Linked DNA regions of Homo sapiens: all the other regions are linked to region 3. A link is a loop called in an ENCODE intact Hi-C map of the cell type or tissue named here. Cell type or tissue: Caco-2. All regions are shown on one strand.

Evidence for each region. Hi-C counts contacts between places; a loop is a spot of excess contacts. Peaks named below come from ENCODE experiments on the same cell type or tissue, not always from the same donor. Only the 100,000 strongest peaks of a DNase experiment are listed, where the experiment ranks them.
Region 1: it touches region 3 in a loop (11-fold over the local background); 22 of 110 quality-filtered maps call a loop at or near these places.
Region 2: it touches region 3 in a loop (9-fold over the local background); 49 of 110 quality-filtered maps call a loop at or near these places.

What each region holds. Positions count from the first base shown.
Region 1 is chr14:24,705,613-24,713,612 of GRCh38, reverse strand. No RefSeq gene overlaps it. Among named protein-coding and RNA genes, the nearest start is that of GZMB, 75 kb to the right of the region's middle. In Caco-2, a CTCF peak has its summit at 3,013 (motif pointing left); a DNase peak (open chromatin) is centred at 3,042.
Region 2 is chr14:24,731,287-24,739,286 of GRCh38, reverse strand. No RefSeq gene overlaps it. Among named protein-coding and RNA genes, the nearest start is that of GZMB, 100 kb to the right of the region's middle. In Caco-2, a CTCF peak has its summit at 4,217 (motif pointing left); a DNase peak (open chromatin) is centred at 4,166.
Region 3 is chr14:25,128,099-25,136,098 of GRCh38, reverse strand. The region is part of intron 3 of LINC02286 (long intergenic non-protein coding RNA 2286); the gene reads left to right. Among named protein-coding and RNA genes, the nearest start is that of LINC02286, 24 kb to the left of the region's middle. RefSeq lists silencers at 2,991-3,040, 2,942-3,236. In Caco-2, a CTCF peak has its summit at 3,099 (motif pointing right); a DNase peak (open chromatin) is centred at 3,148; H3K4me3 peaks cover 215 bases.

The DNA of each region.
Region 1 (8,000 bases), 420 kb after region 3:
ATCTTTGCATAGATGACACTCCAGCCCCACTGGTGTTTTTGGTGTTTCTCATGCATGCCATGGGCATTTCCACCTGAGAGCCTTTGAACTTGTTGTTTGCCCTATCTGGAATGCTCTTGTCTGGATCTGTGCGTGGATGGCTTTCTCTCATCGTTCAGGCCACTCTTCAGAGGCCTCTCTCATCATTCAGGCCACTCTTCAGAGGCCTCTCTCACCAGACATCCTAAAGGAGTTCCTCAGGCCTTCCCCTTCCCTCCTCCATGTCTTATTTTCTTCCGAGCACATATTTCTACTATTTTCTGATTTGTCCATTCTTTTCCTGACTTTCTCCCCAGAAGAATGTAAGTCCTCTAGGAGCAGGAACTCTGGCTTACTTGCTCACTGCTATGGTCCCAGCACCTAGAGCCGCACCTGGCACACAGTAGACGCTCGAGAAGTGTTTGTTAGAGAGCTGAGGAAAGGACGGTGGTGGGTGGCCTGTCTGGGGCTGCTGGATAGGGAGGCCAGCTGCTCCACCTGTCCAAAAGGAAGCACACACACTCACAGGCATGCTGCAGGCCTCAGGGGAGCACACCAGGGCATTAACAAAGCCATTCTCTCACCAGGGCTTCCGTGTTGGGTCCACAGTTGAAAGAAAAAATTATAGGATTTGGGCTGATGGTCGCATCTGTCATGTACCAGCTGGTTTTCAAGATAGTGAGGACAGCCACAGAGCTTTCTCATTTTAGGTACAGCAACAGTTTCCCCACTCATTTTTAATGATGATTTCTTTGCTTTTCTTTGAAGTGTATCCACAGCAGGTGGCCTGTCCTGTTTCCAGGAGTTGAAAGATGGGTGTGGGGAAAGTTGACAAGCCTTCTAACAGCAAGAGGATGAGATCACTGGTCCTGGTTCTTTGCAAGATAATATGGTGGACTTTGTTAAGATTAAAGGCAATCACTATTTATGTGCTTCAAGAATTTTCAAGAATTTTAGAATGAGTGAAACCTCCCCCAGGGTCACCTAGTTCAACGTTCCACCAACTGTGACACTTTTCATGACATGGTTAATGAATAATTGTCTGGCCTTTGCTAGAATAGATTCAACTACACCACAGGGCAGGCAGCCACTATTTTACTGCTGAGAAAACTTTTCTAAGGAGATTTCCAATTAAATTGATTCTTTATTTTTCTTTAAAACACCTTTTCTGTGGACAGTTGGTGGATATTTTTAAGTTTGGGATTTGGACCATATGGAGTAAAATATTTAGAAATGTTTAGAGCTATTTTGTCCCTTCTGAAAATGAGATTGAGAATAACCTGAGAGAAAATATAACACCATTGGCTTTCCCATTCATAAACACATTCTGCTTGGCACTTCTCTGACATTCTGTGATGTGAGGGAGCCTAGAGTTTATATTTCATTTGCACATTATCCCACTGCGATAGGAAATTATTTCTCCTTGGCCAACTCTTATCATGCAGATTGCTCTAAAATCAGATTACAGCTGCTTGTTTTGATTGATTAGTTAGTTCTGCCTTTTAAAAATCACTTATGTCTCTTATCAGTGAGAATAAAGCTAAGAATGCAATTGCAACATTTACTTACGGGTTTCTAAGGGTGTTTTAACAAGAAGCTGAGCAGAAACAGCTCCTGTATAAAAGCGAAGCAGAAACAAACTTCTTCACAATTATCAGTAAATCCATCAAATAACCCAAGGAGACACAGAATTTTTATTTTATTTTATTTTTTACTTTATTATTATTATTATTATTATTATTATTATTATTATTATTATTTGAGACAGGGTCTCGCTCTGTCGCCCAGGCTGGAGTGCAGTGGCGCGATCTCCGCTCACTTTCAAGCTCCGCCTCCCGGGTTCACGCCATTCTCCTGCCTCAGCCTCCCAAGTAGCTGGGATTACAGGAGCATGCCACCACGCCCAGCTAATTTTTTGTATTTTTAGTAGAGACAGAGTTTCACCCTGTTAGCCAGGATGGTCTCAATCTCCTGACCTCGTGATCTGCCCGCCTCGGCCTCCCAAAGTGCTAGGATTGCAGGCGCAAGCCACAGCGCCAGGACAACACAGAATATTATTAAGTGAAATGAAGTCCAGCTTTACAGCACTGAGCAACCATTAAGTGCCAGTTTATTCCAGGAGCTGCAGGGGATGGAGGACGAATAGAACTTTGAAGTTCACACTCACAGGGTCCAAAGTAGACGCCTGCATCTCTGTCCATCCTCCCCTCAAGGGAAATCATGTAGTGTATCCACTTAATGTTCTGGCCAATTATAGCAGTAATTTAAGGGATAAGAGAAGGAGAGGCAGTAGCTATTGGAGATGCCATGTGTATCCTAGGCTCTGGGTTGGACATTCTGGTGTGAGTCCAGTTCTGTACTTGCTGGCTTTTTGACCGTGGGCACATTTTTTTTAACCTCTCTGTATTTGTTTCTTTGTCTGCAAAATGGTAAAACTATTTTCCTTGCAAGGTTTTTGAGATTAGAGATCACATATGTAACGCTCCCAGCCGAATGTGTAGCTCTAGGTCTTCAGGGATGTGGCAGCCGCCAGGACTGGGTTGGTTTTTCCATGTCAAGGGCCATCCTATCCAGCTGCAGGCATGCTGGCTAGGCACACAACATTCAACGGTTTTTAAGTTTGTCTTGCTGGAAGGTGACCGTGGAGGATCTGCGCCAAGACAAGCTGCTGAGGCCTCTTCTGGTCCTGGGTTCTTCGGCAAGGGCTGCTTCTGTGCAAGGGGGAAGACTCAGGGCACAGGGCTGCAACTCACGCAGCGCAGACAGAAGCGCTGAGAAGGCGGCTGAGAGGAGGCCAGAGAAGAAAATCCTAGATAATGTGTTTAATTTGATCCGTTCCCTGGAGTCATTAAAATGCATCCTCCCCTGGACTCTCAAATTCTTGAGCTGAAATAATCAGTCCAACAGGCTTTTTTTTTTTTTTTTTTTTTTTTTCTGAAAATAATGAAAGCATACTTTATGATGCGTTCAAAATTCTCAGGCCTGTTGAGATACTGCCCTCTAGTGTTCAGGGATGGGCGCAACCTCTTTGGGAAACTGCTTGGCCGACCAGCTTGTTAGCTGATGCATCTCCAAAGGAAAGCTAAAAAAATGCAAGGCTGACCCCAGATAACTCGTTCAACATAAGGGGTTGAGATGGGGGTGGGGATTCAAATTCCTATTCCCGTGATAGAGAAACACAAAATTTTCTGTCGCTTATTTTCAAAGGGACCCCACCTGAATTCAGAGGGAATTATTGACCTCTACGGCATCCTCTTGCCAAGGGGGAAGAAAAATACTCGAAATGACTGACACTTTCCTCCCTGTCTCTCTTCCTCTAGCTCCCTTCCATTTATTGAGCAGCTACCAAAGCATAGCCGTCAAAATATGGACACAGGCAGTCTGAGTTCACAGGCTGGCTTCACAATTTGCCATTTGTGCAAATTAGGGTAAGTGACTTAATCTCCCTGTGTCCCACGTTTTTAAATCTATAAAACAGGGATAAAAATTTTACCTACCTCATAGGCATATTCTAACAATGCATGAGATGCTTGGAGTACATTTAAGGTACTTTGAACAAGACCTTTCACACTGTAAACATTTAATAAAATAAGTTATTATTAGTCGTTATTGTATCCTTCTCTGTCTCAGGCTTTGTCCTAGGTTCCTCGGGAGGCAGCTGGGAAGACAGGCATGGCCCCTGCCCTCATAAAACATATATCCACAAATCCTGGGCTTCAAGCTGTCAGGGATTTTATCCATACTGGAGGGCAAAGAAGAGTAAAGCTCCCAAAGTATGTTTTTAAAAATCCAAGAGAAAACAATTTATGATAGCTCAAGAGCCCGCTAGGAAATATTAGTGCCAATTTTCCCAAACAGAGGTAGAAGTTCCACAGGTATGTCTCTGGATGCCTTGAGAACTTCTCCTTTTCTCAGACATCACTAATGAGATACAATTCTCCTTCTATTTCCAGAGTTTATCCACACCTTTAGCTAAAGGGCAACATTAGCCTTCAGATATTGAATATGGAGCTACTTAACTTGAGTCATGCTGTCTTTCTCTGCTTAAAATTCTATTCCTTTGCCTTTCAGAATTACAGTCTCCAGGAGGCCCCTGCTAAAACACACATGTTCTTAGATATGTTTATTATTATTCATCCTTTATATGTTATTAATCTTTAACACCAGGTATGAGATTAATTTGTTAATTCCTTCCTAACTTGATGGCTAAATTCAGGGACGTTTAGGATGAGTGCATTTTTAAAATAACTTTTTCTAATTTTAAAAATACTAAATGCTCATTGTAGAAAATGTAATAGAGAAAACCCTAAAGAAGAAAATTATCCCCACCATGAGACAACTAATCTTAACATTTGATTCTTCTTTCCAGCTACATAATTATGGATTTATCTATAATCAATAGGTCAGCTGGAATTGCATGGACTTTGAGGTCTGGATAAAATGATGCAAACCTTAGTTCTCTCCTTGTAAGAGCCCAAAGCCCTCCCCTAAATTTCTGCAGATGGATGAGGATTTTATTTTTTCACAGTTGGCTCTTGGTTCCAGCTTCTGCCTCCATAAATGTTACCCTGCTTATTACCAGGTCTGCCCCCTTGCCCAATGCACACAGTTGTGCATGTGTGAGTGCATGCACAAGCACACATGTACATACACACACACACACACACACAGTTCATATTTGTGCCTGTGGTAGGCTGACGACCAGAGAGTAAAAGTACATTGCAGCATACAGCTTCAAATAAAACATCAGCCAGGCCTTCCGCACAATGTCCTTTGGCCATCCCCACTGCCCCAGGATCCCCACCAGCCACCATATGCCCTACTGTCCTCAGCCTGGAAATACCTCTGGGCTCTCTTTCCCTGATTCGGGGCTCATGCAGAGCAATTTAGCCACTGCCTGCTGTTTCTTATACTCCTACCAACTCTTCACCCTCAGGCCTCTCCTTCTAAGTCAAATGCCTCTATCAAATTATTTTCTTTTTCTTTCTCTTTTTTTTTCTTTTCTTTTTTTTTTTTTTTTTTTTTGAGATGGAGTCTCACTCTGTCGCCCAGGCTGGAGTGCAGTGGTGCGATCTCGGCTCACTGCAATCTCCGCCACCCGGGTACACACCATTCTCCTGCCTCAGCCTCCTGAGCAGCTAGGACTACAGGCGCCCGCCACCATGCCCAGCTAATTTTTTTTTTTTGTATTTTTAGTAGAGACGGGGTTTCACCATGTTAGCCAGGATGGTCTCGATCTCCTGACCTCGTGATCCGCCCGCCTCAGCCTCCCAAAGTGCTGGGGTTACAGGTGTGAGCCACCGCGCCCGGCCTATCAAGTTATTTTCTAAAGCAGAACAGTTTCTCCCTAAAAGGAATGTTGCTATTAGTAGTTAAAATAATGAAATTTATACCCTTATTACATTTTTAATGCTGTGTATATCGTATAGTTTTGTATTGTTTTTCAAGCAAACAACATTATGAACATGTTACTGTGTCAAAAATTATTCAAAAAAACCCACATATTTCATCATCAAAATGAGTACGTGTTCTTGGAGGAAGGGGCAGGTCAGAAGCATAAAGGACATGAGAGGGCCAGGCCTCCATGGGCACCCTAGGACTGAGGTTAGTTATGGGAGGACATGGTGCTCCTGTCTCCCCTGGGGAAAGGAACAACATATTACAAAAAAGAAATAGGAAGCAACCTTGGAATATTCCATAATTTAGCTTAGGCCAAGCTCTGTTAAGGGGTGGGACTAACATTATCCTCAGCATAGCTTTTGCTGAGACACTAGAAATTTAGAACATTCTGAATGTGATTGAAGCAAGAGATAGAATAATAAATCCAATTTATTTAAGGTGACAATGCATCAGTTATGATCTATGCTAATGTACCACATAGGGCACACAGTTGGAAGTAGACGCAGTGAAGATAGAATTCGGGAAATGGTGGTGCTTACCTAGCTTTTTACAGATTCTGAGTGCTAGAATCTTCATATCCACAAGGTCCCTCCTGAATGTGTATTTATATAATAGTACCTAGAAGGGTTCTTTAAGTCAAGGCTTTATGACGATAACAGGGACCTTGCAAGAAATTAGACTCATATGAAATTTACTATATAACAACAATGCATTGCAGTGAATCCTCACCCCGTCCTGCCTCAGCCATCAGGACTGCATGGGATGCTATGTGGCACAGGTAAGGGTGGAGTGGCGACCTTTCTCTGCTGTGTCTCATACTGCTCTTGCCCCTGCCATGAGACTGAGGGTGTACACTTGCTTCAGGGCCCTATTAAAATCAAATTTCAGAAATGCTTGTTTTATACTTACTTTAGTTGTATCCTTTAAGCAATTTCTATGAAGGGGATCATAGAAAATCCCTCAAAAATCCTTCTCGATCTGACACTTTAAAAAAACCCACAAACTTAATGAACAATTGCCTTGGTATCCTCTCCTTGTATCTGTCCCCTGTTCTTCTGCTTTCTCGAATTTCTGATGCAGACTCTCCATCTGGGATCTGTTTGATGACTCTCGGCCACCCCTTTTGAATCCAATGCTGTGGCCTGTCCCTGGATTCCCAGGCCTTTGTCCTGGAACTTGCTTTCATACCCCCATTGCTCTACATCCACGGGCACAGGCCAACTCTATGCCTTTTCCTCCTGTTTTGGTTAGCTATGACTACATAACAAACCACCTCCAAATTTCATGGCCCAAGACAACAGAGCCATTTATTTGTTTACGATTCGGCGGCTTGACCAGGTCTCAGGGGGCAGAGCTCACCTCTGTTCACGTACGGTCAGCTGGGACAGCTTGACTGGAATTGAAGGATCCGCTGCCACGTCAGCCTTCCTCATGTGGTTGGCAAGTTGGTGTTGGCTGGTGGCTGGGATTCAGCCGGGGCTGTCAGCTGAGGGCTTGAGTTCCCTTCCCCCAGGCCTCTCCATATGGCAAGGTTGGGCTTCTTGTGGCATGGCCATCCCAAGAGAGTTGGACTTCTAACATGGAAGCTGGCTTCCTCCAGAAAGCAAAAGTGGAAGCTGCCAGGCTTTTCAAAGTCCAAAAACATCTCTTTCACCACATTTCATTGCTCAAAAGAATCACAAGGTCAGCTCTCATTCTAAGGGAGAGAGAACAGACTCTCCTCTTGATGGAAGAGTGGCACATGAGAGAGGAGATATTGCTGAAGCTATCTTTGGAAATACAATACTCCGTACACACTGACACACCCATGCCATCTCCATGCCCGGCCCTAACTTTCAGAACCCCAGCACAAAAATGGGACTCATGTGCCTTTCTATATCCAGACGGATTTTAGACAGAAAGACCTTGCTTCAGTCTTGCTTCAGACTTGCTTCAGAAGACCTTCCTTCAGAAGACCTTGCTTCAGACCCAGATTTCAGGGAATATGCTATCAATTTGTTATGAAAATGGCTGTGAAAGACTGCAATACTTTGTCTTTCTGGGCTGAGCATTCTGGGACCATGTGCTTTGGCAGCATCTTTCTTCCACGATTAACCTTCTCCTTTGCACTGTGGTACCCACGTGGGGTGTTTTAAATTCCCCTTTTCAAATAGTATCAGTTCCTGTTTGCACACCGAACTAAAAATGGATTTTACCATTGAGCTACACCATGACTTATAACACCATTCGGTGTCCACCTACAAACAGAAGGTGGGGCTGACTGCCACCCACAGGCCCCTGGGGCTCAAGCCTGTTCACACTGGGCATGCAACTTTTCTGCTATGTGTGAGGGCAAAACAAGTGAGATTCTCTCAGTGAGAAAGACCTGAGTGGTATGTTTATAAGTATAGGAGAAGCTGGTATTCCCCTAATTGTTACTATCTAATAAACTACCCCCAAAACTTAGTGCTCTAAAACCATGTTTACTATATTTTACAGGTTATGTACATCAGGAATTCAGTCAGGCTTGACTGGGCAATTCTTCTGCTCTCCTCTTACCCCGAAGACATCAGTGAGGTCACTCAGTGGTGTTCAGCTGGCAG
Region 2 (8,000 bases), 400 kb after region 3:
GTTCTTTTTGCTCAGGAATGCTTTGGCTATATCCAGAATATACAAGGAACTCAAACATCTCAATAGAAAATGAACAATCCAATTTAAAAATGAGCAAATTATCTGAACAGACATTTCCCCAAAGAAGACATACAAAAGGCCACCAAATATATGAAAAACTGCTCAGCATTACTAATCCTCAGGGAAATGTAAATCAAAACCCCAATGAGGTATCATCTAACCTCAGTTAGGATGACTATTATCACAAAGACAAAGAATAGCTAATGCTAGAGAGGATGTGGATAAAGTGGAACTCATGTACTATTGGTGGAAATATAAACTAGTACAGCCATTATAAAGTATAGTATGGAGGGTCCTACAAATAGAACTGTTATATGATCCAGCAATCCTACTACTGGGCATTTATCCAAAGGAAAGTGATACGGTTTGGCTGCGTCCCCACCGAAATCTCATCTTGAATTCCCAGCATTGTGGGAGGGACCAGGTGGGAGGTAATTGAATCATGGAGGCATCTTTTTCGTGTTGTTCTCGTGATAGTGAATAAGTCTCACGAGATCTGATGGTTTTAAAAATGGGAGTTTCCCTGCACAAGCTCTTCTCTCGTTCCACCGCCATCTAAGAAATGCCTTCCACCTTTTGCCATGATTGTGAGGCCTCCCCAGCCACGTGGAATTGTGAGTCCAATAAACTTCTTTCTTTTGTAAATTGCCCACTCTTAGGTATGTCTTTATCAGCAGCGTGAAAAGGGACTAATATAGTAAACTGGTACCAATAGAGTGGGGCATTGCTGAAAAGATACCCAAAAATGTGGAAGCGACTTTGGAACTGGGTACCAGGCAGAGGTTGGAACAATTTGGAGGGCTCAGAAGAAGATAGGAAAATGTGGGAAAGTTTGGAACTTCCTAGAGACTTGTTGAATGGCTTTGACAAAAATGCTGATAGTTATATAAACAATAAGGTCCAGGCTGAGGTGGTCCAGGATGAGGAACTTGTTGGGAACTGGAGCAAAGGTGACTCTTGTTATGTTTTAGCAAAGAGACTGGTGGCATCTTGCCCCTGCCCTAGAGATTTGTGGAACTTTGAACTTGAGAAAGATGATTTAGGGTATCTTGCAGAAGAAACTTCTAAGCGGCAAACCATTCAAGAGGTGGCTTGGGTGCTGTTAAACACACTCAGTTATAAGCAGAGCATAAAAGTTCAGAAAATTCACATCCTGGCAATATGATAGAAAAGAAAATCCCATTTTCTGAGGAGAAATTCAATCTGGCTGCAGAAATTTGCATAAGTAATGAAGAGCCGAATGTTAATCTCCAAGACAATGGGGAAAACATCTCCCAGGCAGGTCAGAGTTCTTCATGGCAGCCCCTCCCATCGCATGCCTGGAGACCTAGGAGGAAAAAGTGGGTTCATAGGCTGGGCCCCAGGTCCCCATGCTGTGTGCAGCCTAGGGACTTGGTGCCCTGCATCCCACCTTTTCCAGCCATGGCTGAAAGGGGCCAATATAGAGCCCAGGCCATAGCTTCAGAGGATTCAAGCCCCAAGCCTTGGCAGCTTCCAGGTGGTGTTGAGCTTACAAGTGCACAGAAGTCAAGAACTGGGGTTTGGGAACCTCTCCCTAGATTTCAGATGTATGCAAACGCCTGGATGCCCAGGCAGAAGATTACTGCTAGGGCAGGGATCTCATAAAGAACCTCTGCTAGGGCTGTGCAGAAGGGAAATGTGGGGTTAGAGCCCTCACACAGAGTCCCTACTGGGGCATCGCCTAGTTGAGCTGTGAGAAGAGGGTCACTATCCTCCAGACCCCAGAATGGTAGATCCACAGACAGCTTGCACTGTGTGCCTGGAAAAGCCACAGACACTCAATGCCAGCCCATGAAAGAAACCAGGAGGGAGGCTGTACCCTGCAGAGGCACAGGGATAGAGCTTCCCAAGACCATGGGAACCCACCTCTTGCATGAGCATGACCTGGCTGTGAGACATGGAGTCAAAGGAGATCGTTTTGGAGCTTTAAGATTTGACTGCCCAGCTGGGTTTTGGACTTGCACGGTGCCTGTAGCCCCTTTGTTTTGGCCAATTTCTCCCATTTGGAGTAGCTGTATTTACCCAATGGCTTTATTTACCCAATACCTGTACCCCCATTGTATCTAGGAAGTAACTAACTTGCTTTTGATTTTACAGGTTCATAGAAGGAAGGGACTTGCCTTGTCTTGGATGAGACTTTGGACTATGAATTTTTGATGTAATGCTGAAATGAGTTGAGACTTTGGGGGACTGTTGGGAAGGCATGATTGGTTTTGAAATGTGAGGACATGAGATTTGGGAGGGGCCATGGGTGGAATGATATGGTTTGGCTGTGTCCTCACGCAAATCTCATCTTGAATTCCCATGTGTTGTTGGAGGGACCTGGTGAGAGGTAATTAAATCATGGGGGCAAGTCTTTTATGTGCTGTATAATGTGAATGGGTCTTACAAGAGCTGATGGTTTTAAAAACAAAAGTTTCCCTGCACAAGCTCTTCCCTCTTGCCACCACCACGTAAGAAATGCCTTTCACCTTCCACCATGATTGTGAGGCCTCCCCAGTCATGTAGAACTGTGAGTCCAATAAACTTCTTTCTTTTATAAGTTGCCCAGCCTTGGATATGTCTTTTTCAGCAGAGTGAAAATGGACTAATTAAAAAAGGAAATCTGTATATTTGAAGAGACATCTGTATCCTCATGTTTATTGCAGCTCTATTGACAATAGCCAAGATATAAAGTCAGTTTAGATGTCCAACAACAGATGAATGCCTTTTTAAATGTAGTCTGTATACACAATGGGATATGATTCAGCCATAAAAAAAGAAAGAAATCCTTTCATTTGAGGCAACATGGATGGAACTGGAGGGCATTATGTTAAGTGAAATAAGCCAGAAACAGAAATTTAAACACTACATGTTCTCATTCTTATGTGGAAGCTAAAAAAAGTAGATCTTATAGAAACAAAAAGTTAAACAGAGGATAGTGGAGCCTGGGAAGGATGGGGTAAGGGAGCGACAGGGAGAGATGTGTTAAAGGATATAAAATTACATATAAAGTTACAGCTAGATAGATAGAATAAGTTCCAGTATTCTCTACCACTGTAGCATAACTATACTTAATAATAATATATAGTCTTAAATAGCTAGAGGAATGTTCCCAACACAGAGAAATAATAGGTATTTGAGATGATAGATATGCTATTTGCCCCAATCTGATCACTATACACTATGTGTCTCAAAACATCCCTACATACCACATGAATATGTACAATCATTATATGTCAATTAAAGAATAAAATAAAAACATGTTCAAATAAATAAAATTAATTTGGAAGCCTAGTATCCAGGTTGAGCAAGTAAGTTGAAAACAGTAGGACCATTGAAGATGTGAAGAAGTGATGAATACAAGAATCCTTATAATTAAGTAGGTTATGTGCCTTAAAGAAACTCTGTGTGACTCTGTAGAATAGTAATCACTGAAATGTGTAGTTACCAAAAGCAGTGAAACAAGATGACACATGTTCAGTTTCTCTAGAAACAAACAATTAGTTGTGTGGAAGAAATGAAATAATAGAGTCCAGACTGTCCTGACTGTTTGTTCCTGGGGCAGAGGTTTTCTTCAGGATAGCACGGCAGGGTGCATCTTCCTAATACCTGCTGGGTGAGAAAAAAGTGGAGATTTGTAACCCCCATCAAAGAGAACCTCACCTTCCTACTTATTAGTGCCAGAAATAATTCCTCCAGGGTCATCCTTGGAGGAACAATGGAAAGAGGAGGAGGAATCAAGCCCAGCAATGCCAAGACGTCACTGTTTCAACACACTCACACCTGCCTCTTTTGATGAAATGACACTTCAGGGGGTCAGAGGTGGGCTTATTCTTTCAGCTATGTCCTGAATGAACGCACAGTAGGGAGGCCCTAGTTCTAAACAATTGTGAGCAATTATTGACTGTAATAAAAACAAAACTGCCATCAAAAAAAACTGTTCCTCGTTGCATGCTACCCCTCCTATTCCTTAGAAGTTATTACATGAAATGGACTTGCCAGCCCAGTATGTTGTCACTCTTGCATCTTCACATGACTCTGCCTCGTTGTAATCATCACCACCTTTTTTTTTCTTGAGTCCTTGAAGCAAGAATGGATCAAGGGAATAATTTAATTCTAGCGCCCTCTGCTGGTCCTGTAGAAGGGCAAGATGTCTGAAACTACATCAGTACTTGCCACATTGTTCACTACCGAAAAGCCGTTTTATTATTTTATTAACTCCAGAGACGTCACATTTTGAAATTTTTCTTTCAGAAAAACTCTGTCTATTACGTATTTATTAGTCTACCAGTTTGCATCTATTAAAGTCATAGAAAACTGCCAATCAGAACTTGTGACCAACATGCAGTAACCAAGCTTACTACACAAAGGTTATGTATTTCTAGTTCAACATAAAAATTCATACTTTACCTAGCCTGTAAAATATTGTTGGTAAGTGTGCAATTTCTGTGACTTTTTAACATATTGCACATAACTTAAGGACCTGGTTCCTACACAGAGATCCAGGGACCCCAGGTTTTGAACCATAGAGTCAGAATGTCTATCTCAGTACCTAAACAACAGGCATGTTTCTGACATATTCTTACTTTACTAGTAAGCACTTCTGGATGATCGCTAAATGTTTCTTGTTACTTGCATATAATTCTTCAAATTACTTTGGTGTGTTAACTGGTCATATCGTGGCCTAGGTTTTCAGGTAACAGGTTAGCAACAGCGATGAACAGCAGAGTGGGGGTGGAGATGGTATCTAGGAGGTGGCATACATAGGTACATGATTAGCGATATCTGAAATCCAATTCTCAGTTGCCTTCTTGCCCCATTGCCCTCCAACTGCATTACAGGATGGTCTCACAAACAGAAAGTTGATGTATTCACAGGAGAAAAGAGAGGGAGATGGCACAACATGGTAGACTCAGCAGAGTATGTGAATGGGGCCCGGGGGGAGAAAGGCAGGGGAGTGAGACAGTCAAGAAATAGGGGAGGGATAGCATTAGGAGATATACCTAATGTTAAATGACGAGTTAATGGGTGCAGCACACCAACATGGCACATGTAATATATATGTAACAAACCTGCATGTTGTGTACATGTACCCTAAAACTTAAAGTATAATAAAAACAAAGAAATAGCCAAGGAGGCCTCTGAGGCCAGAGACTCATTGTTCTCACCATGGCGACTGACACAATACCTGAACTCATACTAGGCTCTCAAACATTTGGAAAATTTCTGCAGGTATCATGCTTACTTCTCCTAGAAAAGCTCTTAGCTAGGTACAAAGCTTTACCACTGACACTAATAATCAAGACTGCTAAGATGATAATCAAAAGTAGCTTGTTCAGTGGTAGAATTGAGCTTGCTATGTGGCTGTATTTTGTACAGAAATGGCTGTATGTTTTCGAAAAAGATGAATGTGTCTCAGAGTGATTTTCAATGTGTGATTTTTTTCTTTTAAAGTAAAATTTCATTGCAATATAACATGCAAATGGAAAGGTACACAAAGTGAACACAACTACCTAACCAGAACTCAGATCAAGAAACAGATCATTCCAGCACCCAGAAGACCTCGTTGTGTCTCCTTCCTGTCATTCGCCACAGCCCCATCCCTGCTATCCTAACTTCTATGCCGTAGATGAATTTTGCCTATTTTTATAATATACACACATACACATACATGAATATATACTCTTCTGTGTCAAGTTTCTTTTGCTCAACATTATTTTGTGAGGGAAATTCATGTTGTTAGTTGCAATTTATTCTCATTGCTATATTAATAAATGTACCACAATTTTTAATCGATTCTTATGATGAGTTGACTCCAGTTACTATTCTAGCTACTGTTCTGAATTGTGCTGGTATGAGCATCTATACACATTTGTTTTGCATGCATATATACCCTTTTTTGTTAGGTATTTGCCAAGTGGTGTAATTGCTGGATCACAGGACATAGTATGTGCATACAATCAGCTTGCACAGGTGCTGCCAAAAGGTTTTGCAATGTGATTGTGCTGATTTTGTATTAGTTTTTGTGCAAAGCTAGATGCCAGAGATGTTTAGAGAGGATAAAGAACAGGGAGTGAGAATATTGTCCCTAGGCCTATGATTTGGAGCCTAAGGGGATTTGATGGAAAAGAAGACAAAATAATCCTCAAAGGGATAGGCCCCGCCAATCATCAACTAATCACTGGAGTGGATCTGAAAGTCTACTTCCTAAGGGTGAGAAAGGAAGGCAGAATCATAATGCAAAAGGCAAAGGAGAAGGAGAAGATAAGGAAGAGGATCAAAATGGATGCTACCCCCAAATGTGAAGGCAATGCTAAAAATTTACCATCATTAAAAAGTGGCATTGTAGTGTCTCAAAACCCTGACCCCAACAGGGAAAATTAGAACCAGACTGCAGCAAAATATGAGGCCTGTAGTATACATTTGTATTGGTCTCAAAGTTTCATAAACTTGTTTGGGGCTTTGTGGGCACTCAGAGTTATTAACCAGGACAGCTCCTCTTTGTAATTTTGGAGTAATGCTTTTTACCACTGCTAGTATTCACAGGAAAACAATAAAAGCTTATTTTTGAGCTTCTCCATAAGATTTTTTTCTTTATTTCTTCTAAAAAAGAAAAAACAGGATACATGTGCAGAACATGTAGGTTTGTTACATAGGTATACATGTGCCATGGTGATCTGCTGCACCTATTTACCCATCCTCTAAGTTCCCTCCCCTCACTCCCCACCCTCCAATAGGCCCTGGTATGTGTTGTTCCACTCTCTGTGTCCATGTGTTCTCACTGTTCAACTCCCACTTATAAGTGAGAACATGTGGTGTTCAGTTTTCTGTTTCTGTGTTAGTTTGCTGAAGATGATGGCTTCCAGCTTTATCCATCCATGTTCCTGCAAAGGACCTGATTTCATTCTTTTTTATGGCTGCATAGTATTCCCTGGTGTATATGTACCACATTTTCTTTATCCAGTCTATCACTGATGGGCATTTGGGCTGGTTCCATGTTTTTGCTATTGTAAATAGTGCTGCAGTAAACATATGTGTGCATTGTCTTTATAGTAGAATGATTCATATTCCTTTGGGTATATACCTAGTAATGGGATTGCTGGGTCAAATGGCATTTCTGGTTCTAGATCCTTGAAGAATCGCCACACTGTCTTCCACAATGATTGAACTAATTTACATTCCCAACAGTGTAATAGCATTCCTATTTCTCCACAGCCACACCAGCATCTATTGTTTCCTGACTTTTTAATAACCATTCTGAGTGGTGTGAGATAGTATCTCATTGTGGTGTTGATTTTCATTTCTCTGATGATCAGTGACGTTGAGCTTTTTTTCATATGTTTGTTGGCCATGTAAATATCTTGTCTTGAGAAGTGTCTGTTCATATCCTTTGCCCACTTTTTGATGAGTTGCTTGTTTTTTTCTTGTAAATATGTTTAAGTTCTTTGTAAACTCTGGATATTAGACCTTTGTCAGATGGGTAGATTACAAAACTTTTCTCCCATTCTGTAGGTTGCCTGTTCACTCCGGTGATAGCTTCTTTTGCTGTTCAGAAGCTCTTTGGTTTAATTAGGTCCCATTTGTCAATTTTGTCTTTTGTTGCAATTGCTTTTGGTGTTTTTGTCATGAAGTCTTTGCCCATGCCTATGTCCTGAATGGTACTGCCTAGGTTTTCTTCTAGGATTTTTATGGTTTTGGGTTTTACATTAAATCTTTAATCCATCTTGAGTCCAATTTTTGTATAAGGTGTAAGGAAGGAGTCCAGTTTCAGTTATCAATATAGCTAGCCAGTTTTCTTAGAACCATTTACTGAGTAGGAGATCCTTTTCCCGTTGCTTGTTTCTGTCAGGTTTGTTAAAGATCAGATGGTTGTAGGTATGTGGTGTTATTTCTGAGGCCTCTTTTCTGCTCCATTGGTCTATATGTCTGTTTTGGTA
Region 3 (8,000 bases):
CTTTTGTAATATATGTCTTGCCTTCACAAGACCCTGGAGGCATTATCTCTTACCTTTATCTGTGCTTCCCATGAAGTTGGTACAGTGCTTGCTCCCTATAAGCACTCAGCTAATGCCGATTCATACAGCATAAAAGTTTCTAAAACTTGGTAGGGGATAGAGTCTTTTTTTTTTAAAAAAAAAAAAAAGGGGGGGGGATCCAGAATAACAAGATGTTCTAGACTTTAGAACAGTTCATATGGCTATTAGGTCATCCTCCGAGATTCACATTCTTGTGAATGTGGTACAATCTTGAATGTTTTTAAGGAATCCTCTGGCTCTGGGTTTGTCTAGGCAATAGAAAATGAAGACTCTAACCCCAAGGAGGGCAAAGCTCCTGGGAAGTAACGTGAACACCTCATCTCACCACCTCTGCCTTGGGAGTCAACACAAATTTATCTTTAAGAAAAAGCAGACATCCTAAAGAACTCCAGGGCCAATGGAGGACCCTGGCCTTCCTCGGAAGCTGACACAGAAGGCTAAACCTTGCTCACTCTCAATCTAATTTCCCTAAGCTCATTTTTAACCGGTCAGGTCACCACAACCCAAATAGCCAGCATTCCCACAAGAATAGGTCCAGGTCAGGATAGCTGTATTTATTGTATTAATAGTATGATACCCACAATAAAGGAAATGAGAAGCCCATCCTCCCATCATGAACTCAGCCCTGCACTGACCAAACCCAACGGAGCAGTCAAGGAGCCACAATTTAAGACAATGACATATTAAACTGAGGCAAGAGGTGAGAGACTAAAACTGCATTTTGAGGAATCATTAAAAGAAGCTGAGGGTGTTTGACCAAGAAAAGAGAAGGCCTGGTAGCTGCATTGTAGAATTTGAAGGAAGAAAGTATATGAAAGATGTTGACCATTCCAAAGCCAGACAGATGGCAGAATTAGAAGCAGTGAGTGAAACATATACAGGGCAGATGTCTTAGTCTAGGTTCCTTAGAAAACAGACTCTAAGGCAAAGCTTAGGCATTACTGCTTTCTCTGGGGGCAAAAGGTAAAAAAAAAAAAAAAAGACATGCATGGCAAGGAAGGAGGGAGAGCAAGAAAAAAATAGTATGTTATCAGGCTGTACACAGCTTCCCAAGAAACACCGCTGGTCACACGTCTCTGCAGAAGCAGGGCAGGCACTGCACTATGCAGCAGTCAGCAGGAAGAAGAGGAGCTAGTCATTTATTTCCCGGATACTTCCTGACTCTTCACTCTCCACATGGCACAAATATCCCTACACTTCTTTTTGTTTTGTTTTGTTTTGAGACAGAGTCTCACTCTGTCACCCAGGCTGGAGTGCAGTGGTATGATCTCAGCTCACTGCAACCTCCGCCTCCTGGGCTCAAGGGATTCTCCTGTCTCAGCCTCCCCAGTAGCTGGGACTCCAGGTATGTGCCACCATGCCCAGCTAATTTTTGAATTTTTAGTAAAGATAGGGTTTCACCATGCTGGCCAGGCTGGTCTCAAACTCCCTATCTCAAGCGATCCGCCCTCCTCAGCCTCCCAAAGTGAAATACCCCTAAACTTCTTAGTAACCTTCTCCTACCCCTTCAAGGGGCACTGAGAGAACCAGAGCCTCAGTGGTGCAGCAGGATCTGATCTGGCCCAAGCCCTGGAGTTGCCACAGCTCCTACCACAGAAAATGTGACCAAGGCTGTGCCAAAGCCCAGCCGTCACACCCAGGAAAGTCAGAAACTACTGAGTGTAAGGAGATGAGGTGGCCACAATGGCAGTGGCGGCCAAAGCTTTATAACTGCAGGAATGGCCAGAAGCTGGGCTAACAGCCGAGGCTGTGGGGATGGGTTCATAGACCACACCAGAACATTAGGTTTTAGTAAGATGTCAGTTTGAAACCATTTAACATTTGAAACCATCTAACGATAGAATTAGCCAGTGCTTTTCAAACATTACGTATATATGAGTACCCAGTACCCAGGAATCCTGTCAAGGGAAGATTCAGATTCAGCAAGTCTGGGATAGGGACTCAGATCGAGCATTTCCTACTAACTCTCCAGGGATGCCCCGTTGCTACCCCCAGGCTACACTCTGAATATTAGGTGAATGTTCTGCTTCACAAAGTGGTGAGTTTTACATCCCTAGGTGTGTTTTAGCAGATCCTGAATTGATTGATCTTCTGTCACAAAAAGTCAGGTATTTTGCAGAAAAGGTCTCCTGCCTGGGAATAAAAGGTTGAACTAAATGACCACTGTAGAACTTTCCAAATCTAAGATTTTTATTTATTTACCAAAACCTGATGAGCACTAAACCAATAATGAATGATACATTAGTTTAAAAAGAAGAAATGCCTAGCTTTAATCTTATTCATTGCTCACTTTTCAATGACTCCTTATCAAATCCAAAGTACAATTAGCCAAGATCCTGATTGAAATTTAGAGCTTTACCTAATGACGACTGACCAGAAATGGATGTAATTCAGTCAGTAACTAATATGAGTGATGTTTTTCTCATCATCTCCCTTTCAAAATCCTTCCTCAACCACAAGAAACTCAAGGAGTAAATGCAGAGATGTTAAAAGGTATAGACAGGACATCTAGGATTATAGGATTATTAGAGACTGTCTCCTCCAGACTCTTATCAAGCCTGAGTTAAGTGTAACGTGAAAATTCAATCCTTTCACTTCATTCCCTGATGAATGAAAACCAAAAGAAAATCTCAATCCAGACGCTTAGGAATGTGAGTTTCTAGACAGCTGAGTTTTCTAGCAAGATAAAAGCTAACGCTTTAGAACTAGATATATTTTTCCTTTTTGTCTAATGATTTTATTCTAATTATCACTTAGAACTGCCGTACAAATTTGAATTCGCCACTTCTCTTCACTTTTCAATTAATTTATCAAGTTTTCATATTCCCTATTATCAAGAGGCACGGTATCGGCTTCTTTAAGCCTTCTCCATGTACACACTGGGCTTTGTCCCTGGATGCTGAAGCCCTCACACTCCAGGAAGAGAGAGCTGCTTAGTTTTCAAGGCTGGGCTGGGAGAACCCGCATATAATTCTACGGAGTTATAACTGTCACTGCTCCTCTCTGCCACACGGTGGCACTGTTGAAGACTGGCTCTACCCAGTCATGCGTGTCCGCTGCTGCAGAGCCTCTGCCCGCCTAGACCCAGGTAGAAATTTCCGTGGCTCCCAGAGGAAGGACGGCCCCATCTCCCAGGGCTGAGCTCAGCCACGTGGTTGCAGCTCTTCCTTCCTTGCACTCTCGTGCCGCATACGCCAGCTTCCCCAAATGCTGCCCACCCCCGAGGGATGCCGTTCAGGACTCTTCCAACATTCACCACTTCTCAGATCCAGAATCCTTTTCTCTCTTCCCTCCCTCAGAATGGGGTGTATAGTTGGATTTTAAACCTTCAAAACACAAAAGTTCTTATTACAGCCCTCTTTCCTGTACAACCTACACCAACCTCTCTCAGGAAAGCTATCCTCAGTGACTCCTAGGTGCCCTTACCCAGCCCCAGCCTCCTATTCACTTTCCTGACTTCTTAGACAAGATACACTGAACACAATTTAACTTTTTGTTAACAAAAAGCTTTAACAAAAAAGTCTCACAGCCATCATTATGAACATCATAGTTTGGTTTGGTTTGGCCGTGGGATTTTTTTTAAGGTAAGCATACACGTGTCTTTTGTATTAGAAAAATTATAGATTGGAGACATGATTTGACAATCCTATTGCAGAACTAATATTTTGGGGAGATCCTTGATTTCTAACCCATCTCTGGCTGGGAAGCACATGCTCTTTGCAGTTCACCATGTGGCCTCCCCACCTCCCTGCCTCACTGCCTCTCTACCCAGGACTCTCTGACATATGCCATCACTTCTTCAGTCTTACTCACTTCTTTTTTACATACATATCTTTATGCTTCAGCTAAATTTAACTATGACCATTTCTCCAAAAACAAGCTATAGTTTCCCATCTCTGTGCCTTTGCTCATGTTGTTCCTATTTTCCTAAATTGCCCCTTATTTTATCCCTGCCTTTTGAAAGCTTAACAACCCTTTGAGGTCCACCCACACACTAAATCCTCCTCCAGGTTTTTTATAATCCCTCCCGCTGAATGTGATCTCTTCCTCCTTTGTACTTCCACAGCAAATTATGCATTATCTCTTTTAAGATAATTTCATTCCTACATTGCCAACATTTGAGATGTTGACTTCAGTGAACATAGAATTTTAATTTTTTTTCTACAGCATTGAGAATAGCATCTTATACTTAGTAAGCATTTAGTAAATACATACTGGATGGAATTTCATTGCCAAACGCATACTTGAACCTTTAGTAAAATTCTTCTGCTAATCTAAGCTTGGTCCCTTTTAGCGTACTCTAATCGCATGAGGATTAAATTCAAAAGAGAAAATATAAAATAGGAAAAAAAGGAGGATACTGAAGTTTTGTATAGGTTGCAAAAGTCCCAAATGGTTCTGAGAGCTAGGAATTTCTACTTATACGTTCAGTGACCTCACGGCATAGAAGAAAATCATCCATGTTTGCAGCTGAGAAAGATAAATGGGGAATTGGGGGATGTAAAAATGGGGGTGTCATTTCATAGAGCTGATCACTCTCTCTTCTCTTGGTTCCCATGATGACACTCTTGCTTTGCTTTCCTGACATCCAACTGATCCCAGTTCCCTCTCCTCAATCTCTTGATGCTGGAGTACCCCAGAACTTAGTTCCACCTCTTCTATTGTTCTCCATCTACCCCTTCTTCCTAAGAGGTTAACTTTGCCACATGAGCAACTTACAATCCACTAGAAAATGACTGATAAGGAGCACTGATCTTAACCATCATAATATATTTCCAGCTTCTGACATTGGCACAGAGACTTGCAGGCTGTGAGTGACAGGTGGCAGTGAGTGTATAAAATCAGAACTTTAGTTCACCTAGGTGTTTCTTTGGGCATGTGATGATTTGTAAGACTTGTGAATAAAATCAAGTGCATGTTTGAGAACCAGCCGTACCCAGTGATGTGTATCTCCTGCTTCAAAGAGCTTTTGCTGGTCTAGACCCAGGTAAAGATTTCTTTTACCTGGAAAGAAAAGGATAAGTAGAAATGATCCTGAACCAATGTTTTTCCTTCTGCTTTTCTTGATGGTAATCAGAGAACTCCACAGACATTAGACCTCATAAGGCAAGTCACTGTGTGTTTACACATGCCAAATGTTTTGTTCTTTGGAGCCTTTTTAAGAATGGAAGAAAATAAAAAATGCAAGAGCCTTTTATGATCATTTATTGTACCGCTGCTAATTTGAAGCCTGCCACTCATAACATGGGGAATGATGATTACTATACATATAGTACTATATACATAGAAATATATAGTAATATAGATATCATCATATACATTTATATATAGTATATATTATATACAATAATATATAGTATTTAATATATACGATAATATATCGTACATAATATATACGATAATATATCGTATATATTGTTTATACATAATATACTATATATTCCTATTTTCCTAAATTGCCCCTTATTTTATCCCTGCCTTTTGAAAGCTTAACCATCCTTTGAGATATATATTATATAATGTTATATATTATAGCATATTATATATTTTATTATATTATATAGCATACATAATATAGTATATATAAAACAATATATACTATATATAGACATGTCTATATATAGTATATATAGTAATATATGTTACTATGTCTATATATAGTATATATTGTTTTACATATAACATATATAGTAATATATATTACTAGATATTAAAATATATATAAAAATATTACTGTATATTTCTATATATAGTAATCTTATTATATATTACTATATATAGAATAAGATTACTATATATAGAATATATTCTATATATTTCATATATATAGAATATATTACTATATATTTCATATATATAGAATATATTACTATATATTTCTATATATATAGTAATCATCATTCCCCTTGTTATGAGTGGCAGGCTTCAAATTAGCAGTGGCACAATAAATAATCATAAAAAGTTCTTGCATTTTTTATTTTCCTTCCATTCTTAAAAAGGCTCCGAAGAACAAAACATTTGGGATGTGTAAGCACAGAGTGACTTGCCTTATGAGGTCTAATGTCTGTGGAGTTTTCTGACTTTATATATATGTGTGTGTGTGTGTATATATATATATGACTATATATATATGAATATATATATATGACTATATATATATAGTACTATATAGAGTAATCATCATTTAATAATCATTCCACAATGAGAGAAAAAGAGAGAGAGAGAGAGTCTTGCTCTGTTGGCCAGGCTGGATTGCAGTGGCACAATCACAGCCAACACGGTCTTACCTGTACCTCCTGGACTCAAGCAATTCTCCAATCTCAGTTTCTCAAGTAACTGGAACTACAGGTGGTGCCACCACACTTGGCTAATTTTTAAAAATTTTTTGTAGAGATAGGGTCTCCCTATATTGTCCAGGCTGGTCTCTAACTCCAGAACTCAAGCAATTCTCCCACCTTGGCCTCCCAAAGTGCTCGGATTACAGGCATGAGCCATGGCACCCAGCCTTATATATTCTTCTACCATGGAAGTTAGTAGCTTTGTCTCTGGTAAAAAGTCTTTACCCTAGGATACATAAATGCTGGTGTGTGTATGTGTGTGTCTATTTGTGAGTATGTAAGTCTGTGTGTATGTGTAAGTGTATATTTGTGCATGTGTGTATATGTATTAATATGTGTATATGAGTGTGTGTGATGTGTGTGAAATTCTCTCCTTACCCAGTTCCACACACTGATGCTTTGACTGAATCAAACTGCATTCTCCAGAGGTAGCTGCTGAGCTTCCTGATTTTATTCTATACAAAATACCAAAAATACTTCCAAATAAATGGGTTGTTAAGTACCCTTCACTACTTTGGAGGGCTGTGCCTGACTTTCTTGCCACTGTGGGAATTTTACCAATAGTATTGAATGGAAGTCAAATGTTTAAAAAATAAACAAAACTTACTTTCTAAAAACAGCTTCATTTAAATCATTTTAGAAACTATCTTTAAAACCTGATACCTATAAAGAAAACATTTTTATTTAAATCTTCATAGGAGAATATGAGTCATCCAATTCATAAATCCTTTCCTCTTATAGTGAAACTTTGGTTAGTTCAGAACTTCTATTTCCTTGATAAATTACCCTAACATGTCCTATATCTGAAGAACCTAAAATAGCTAGGTTTAGAAAGGAGGAATCTAAGCCACATTATCATGGCCAGTGGTCCCTAAACATTTTTAATTACATACCTCATCAATAAAACACATTTTACCATTTGATCATATTTATGTATATTTATTTGTAAATTATATACATGTACTACTGTATAGATATCATATTATCTATATAGCAAAGTAGAAATAAAATAATTTTAGGAGCCAAATTAAAATAAATGTCACTATTTTAAAATTTTTATTTTTTAATGGCACAAAAAATCCTTTCTTCTCCTCTTAGAGATCTTATTATTGATGGTAATATTTTCAGTGGCAGCAGTGAATTGAATATATTTCATTTTTTGTAAAGTCTTGGTTTGTCTTCATGTTCTGAAAGCATAGTTTCAAATGTCTTTCTAGTCATAATGGCTTCACACTATCATTAATTAATAACTCAAGGCATAATATACAATGACTAAGGCACATGGCTAATGAGACTGGATGTGAATCTATATTAGTTTGTTACGGCTGCCTTAATAAAGAGCTAAGATTGGGTAGCTTAAACAGCAGAAATTTCTTTTCTCACTGTTCTAGAGGCGGGAAGTCCAAGATCAATCAAAGTGTTGGCATCGGTTTATTGTGAGCTGTTCCTGCGAGGGAAGGATCTGTTCCAGGTCTCTCTTCTTGGCTTGTGGATGTTTTTCTTCTCCCTGGGTCTTCCCATGTTCTTGCCTCTATTCATATCTCTGTGTCCAAATTTCCTCTTTTATAAGGACACCAGTCA